2 separate regions of the Homo sapiens genome follow, and region 1 is linked to region 2. A link is a loop called in an ENCODE intact Hi-C map of the cell type or tissue named here. Cell type or tissue: sigmoid colon. All regions are shown on one strand.

What was found. Peaks named below come from ENCODE experiments on the same cell type or tissue, not always from the same donor. Only the 100,000 strongest peaks of a DNase experiment are listed, where the experiment ranks them.
Region 1: a loop joins it to region 2, with 2.0 times the contacts of the local background. A loop is called at or near these places in 2 of 110 quality-filtered maps.

What each region holds. Positions count from the first base shown.
Region 1 is chr10:74,853,842-74,856,341 of GRCh38, forward strand. The region is part of intron 3 of KAT6B (lysine acetyltransferase 6B); the gene reads left to right. Among named protein-coding and RNA genes, the nearest start is that of KAT6B, 28 kb to the left of the region's middle. RefSeq lists a silencer at 2,229-2,439. In sigmoid colon, no CTCF peak of the experiment used is centred here; a DNase peak (open chromatin) is centred at 1,430; H3K27ac peaks cover 775 bases.
Region 2 is chr10:74,931,571-74,934,070 of GRCh38, forward strand. All of the region lies in intron 3 of KAT6B (lysine acetyltransferase 6B), which reads left to right. Among named protein-coding and RNA genes, the nearest start is that of SNORD172, 89 kb to the right of the region's middle. In sigmoid colon, no CTCF peak of the experiment used is centred here; a DNase peak (open chromatin) is centred at 1,251.

The DNA.
Region 1 (2,500 bases), 78 kb before region 2:
GCTGGTCTCGAACTCCTGACCTTGTGATCTGCCCACCTCGGCCTCCCAAAGTGCTGGGATTAGAGGCATGCCCCACCACGCCCAGCCCATTGTTTTATCATGACAGTAGCAATGTGTTTTAATTGTAAAATTCTTGACTTTTTGTTTTGTTTATAAACTTCCTTTTCTTGGCCCTGTGCCTTAAACTACAGTAGATTAGGTGAAACTGTTCTCTGATCACACTAGCATTTAAAATATGAACCTGAATCTTCTCAGGTACTTTGATCTCTCCAATCTATTAATGTTTCTGAGTACATAAACATCAATTAGCTCACCAAATTAAAGTTAGCAAATGCGTCAGCCATGTAATTTGCATGTGACATTTTGAGTTAGCAGGGCCAAGAGGGAAGTATGTTTTTGTGAGTGGGTGTGCTTATCTCTCTGTCTTCAGGTGGTGATGGAAAGTTGTACATGTAAGAGAAGGAGTTGTGGCAGTGGATATGTGAAATGCTAACTGTACATATGCCTCTGCTTGGGGCAGAAGCACTTTACCAGAGAAGTCTCCAACAGTTGCAAACTACATATTCTTTTTCCTTATATAAGTGAATCTTTTAATTAGTGTAATATTATGTAGAGTGTATGTTTTTTCTGTTTTTTTTTAATGAAAGGTGATATTTTGATAAATCTGCAAAATGAGCAATATAGACAACATTTTAGAGTGAATGATACTAGATTTAAACTATGAGGCTGGTCTCTGCAAAGATACAAAGTAAATACTAATCACTGGTCTAAGCAAAATCCAGGAAGGATTTTTGTTAATTTGACAAGTGGGTTTAGAATTCTTTAGCCACTATTTTTTAGAAACCAGCTTTGTTCATACATCCTTTCTCTAATTTGCCTCACTTTTGATCTGTGATAAACCAGCTGCAATTTGGTTTCATTAACAAACTTAACTGGTCAACAGATGTTTTGGCTCTATTTTGTCCTTTCTATTAGAAACAGCATAGGCGTACACAGAAACCATGCTGGGCCTTTTCCTGTCTGTAGCTCGACAGGCGTTACAGAAGAGCAACCTAACTTTACTTACAAGTTCAATTTTTCTTCCTCAGTATTTTTATTATAGGTATACAAACATTGTAGTTTTGTCTCCCCCATCAAGTCGGTCTTTTGTTGTTAATCTTCCATCTGTTAGTCCAGTATACACTTCTCACCCTGCTTTTTAGCATTGCAAAATCTTAGCATGCAGGGAAAAAGGTACTATTGCAGGAGAGGTAATTGAGATATCAGCGACTCTTCCACAATTCAAGGGAAGGAGTGGAACTAGCCTGGTGAATTTAGATAATTTCTTCCGTCTTCTTTGATGTCAGTGAGCTGCCATATGGAGAGCAGTGAGGCCTGCAGGAAGGAGGTGAGCCTTGGTCTGGGCTGCCTAGGGTGTTCAGAGTGACATGGGCTGAGAGCCAGAGGCAGAGCTTGACTGTTTCTGTTAGTAGTTTCTGATGTGACCAGCCCTGCTTTTTGTCCAAGGTTTCCCTGTCATGCTTGCCACCCTATGGGTATGATGAAGTTTAAGAAACAGATCATAAACATTATCTTGGGAAAGAGAAACATAAGAACATATTAAAATCTAGTAATAAGGCCATTAAAAGATGACTCCCATTTGATATTTGACCAACTTGTTTTCAAAATTAGTATTGTAAACACTTCTGTCTTATAACAAAACCCAGCTTTAGCTGTTGAGCCTTGAGTTGTGAGTAAAGCAGCAGAAAACAGGATCTGCTAGTGGAAGAGTATTGGCTGTTTGAAGAACATCAGCTGTTCCAGGTAGACTCCTGGCAGTGTGTGAGCAGACCTGGGAAAGGCAGGCATGGAGGGAGCTAGGAAAATACTTCTCTCCTAACCTTTATAATTTATAAAATTAGAGTATTTCATAAATATTAAAAGAGTAGTACAGTAAACACTCTATTTCTTTCACATAGATTCACCAATTTTAACATTTTGCCACATTCTTTCTCTTCCTATATGTGTGTATATGTATATGTTTTTATACATGGGTGTGCGTATATATACAGCACATTTATATATTCACAATTTTGACTAAACTGTTGGAAACTAAATTACAAATATTATATTTCACCCCTAAATACTTAATAATATATCAAAAATGTTCTCTTATATACTATACTATTACGCAAAAAATTCGGCAGTGGAATGAGTGTTAACTGACAGTCCATATTTCCCCAAATGGCCCCAAAATCTCATTTATAACTTTTGACTTTTTTTGAGATGGAGTCTCGCTCTGTTGCCCAGGCTGGGGTGCAGTGGTATGATCTTAGCTCACTGCAACCTCCACCTCCCAGGTTCAAGCAATTCTCTTGCCTCAGCCTCCCGAGCAGCTGGGACTACAGGTGCGTGCCACCATGCCCGGCTAACTTTTTTTATTTTTAGTAGTGATGGGGTTTCGCCAGGTTGGCCAGGCTGGTCTTGAACTCCTGACATCAGGTGATCTACCCGCCTAGGC
Region 2 (2,500 bases):
CCATGTGAACTTACATTAGAAAATAATGAAATTCTTGAGATGGTTAATTTTTAAAGCTGTTTACCATACCTTTCTTTTAAAAGGGATGGAAGATCTGGCCTTTTAGAATATGATTTGCCAGCCTTCCATAGAGTATACTATTGAAGAAAGCAAGAAATGTGTGTTTGCGGGATTCTGTTGCTCAGGCTGGAGTGCAGTGGCTCAAGCTTGGCTCACTGCAACCTCCGCCTCCTGGGTTCAAGCGATTCTTCTACCTCAGCCTCCCCGAGTAGCTGGGATTACAGGCGCATGCCACCACGCCTGGCTAATTTTTGTATTTTTAGTAGAGACAGAGTTTTGCCATGTTGGCCAGGCTGGTCTCAAACTCCCGATCTCAAGTAATCCTCCTGTGTTGGCCTCCCAAAGTGCTGGGATTACAGGCGTGAGCCACCACGCCCGGCTGAAAGCATGTTCTTGAATGTATATGTGTGTTCTCTCCCCATGTGATTTGTAAACCCTCCAAGGCTTGGGTCTCACATTCTCATTCTTTGAATCTTTTATGGCATAATGGATAGAGAGTCTGTGCTCTTGTCCAGTTGAAGTAAGTAGTGGGCGCTCAAAAAATGTTGATTGGCCAAAATATCTACATCAAGTACAGTAACGACTCATAGCTGCTAACATCTTTTGAGCAATTAACATGCACCGTACACTGTCTTAAGCACTTTATATATGTCACCTCATGTAATTCCCACAACAACTATAGTTATCCCCATTTCACAGATGTAGAAACTAAAACTTAGAGGAGTCAGATACTTGGCCAAGATCACACGACCAGAAAATGATAGAGCTAGGAAAGTAGAGACAGGAATCAAACTCAGTGAGTCTGATTCCAGATTCTGCAGCCTTGACTCCTTTACCCCATGCCTGGTGGATCAGTAACCTTTCAGAAAATTTTTGTAACAAGTTCTGAAAACATAGATGAAATAGGAATTTTCCCTTAAACTAAATGGAAAACTAAAAAAGTAATCATTAGATGGAGCAGATTTCTGCTAAATGGGAAGTCTTGGGAGGGCCTCATTAGAAAATGAGGGAATGGGGGGCCAAGCATGGTATCATCTGCTACCCAGTGAGAAAAATATCGACTTACGCTGTGAACCCTTTTATTTTATACATGTACCACCTGAATGAGGATGGTATATTTATGAGCTCTCACATCTCATTGCTGGGTGACATCAGGGAGCTCTTTTTTGGGATAGCTGTCCATCTGTTCTCCTCCAGGAACTCCTGGATCCGTGCCACTGCCACTTGGCTGCTGGCTTCAAAAGAGCCTGAATCAGTGAGTTGCTTACACCAGGGAGAACAAACAGGCTCTTCTCCTTAAAGTGTCTGTAATTATATGACCATAATTAGAAATAAAACCTTCTTTATACAATTTGAGCTCACAAGGAAAGACTTTCTGCATACACACCATTTTTTCCTGTGTTGTTTCACATGCTGATCAGGAAACAGGTCACTTGGCCTAATCATCCACCATTGAATAGAGTGGAGAGAGCCAGATTCCCCACAACCCCCTAGGTTGCTGCATGTCCTTGAGGTAGTCTCCTGCCCTCTCTAAACTTTTGTAGCATTATGTATGATGAGGTTAGTATAGCCATGTAGGAAATGTTATGAGAACCTTAGTGCCTGCTATTAGTTCCTTGGAAAAAAGAGATAGCCTAGACATAAGTAACTCATGAGTAGAGACTACCAGTTTTGGTGCAGTTAGGGTTTTGAGTTTGTTATCATTTTAAACAGTAACATTGTTTGGGTGGTTCTGTGGTGTTCGAAGAGATGTAGGTCACCGTTGATTTTTGCCTGATGGGTTTTGAGTTTGAGTAGATGTTGATTAATTCATGAGCCCCAACTGCAAGATAGATGTTCAGTATTGATTAGACACATGCCCCTGGTTGTATGCTGTTAAAAAGGAGTCAGCTGTGAAATACTCCTAAAGCTAAATCAATAAACTACTAAAGTTGTTTTCCCCCAATAAGTGTTTGTATTTTATCCCTTTAAGTGAGAAAGGCTGTTAGGAATTTCTGTGATCTGGCCGTTAAGAAAACTAGCTGTATCTTTGGAACAATATGCTCATATGTTAGCCATTCCAGGTGAGTATAAATTATTCATATATACATCTTCGCTGAGGATAACAATGGCTTAATGGAGGAGAAAACACAACAATTTTCTTTGAAAAATTGTCTTTATTCTGGTGACATAGGTAGACAACTTTGCTGAGAGCACACCTAAGTACTAATAAAAATTTCAAGGGATTGAGACATACATCCTCACAGAGTAAGAGTTTAAAAATGCCTACAATTGGCCGGGTGCGGTGGCTTATGCCTGTAATCCTAGCACTTTGGGAGGCCGAGGCGGGCAGATCGCCTGAGTTGAAGAGTTTGAGACCAGCCTGGCCAGCATGATGAAACCCTGTCTCTACAAAAAATAGAAAAATTAGCTGGGCGTGGTGGCAGGTACCTATAATCCC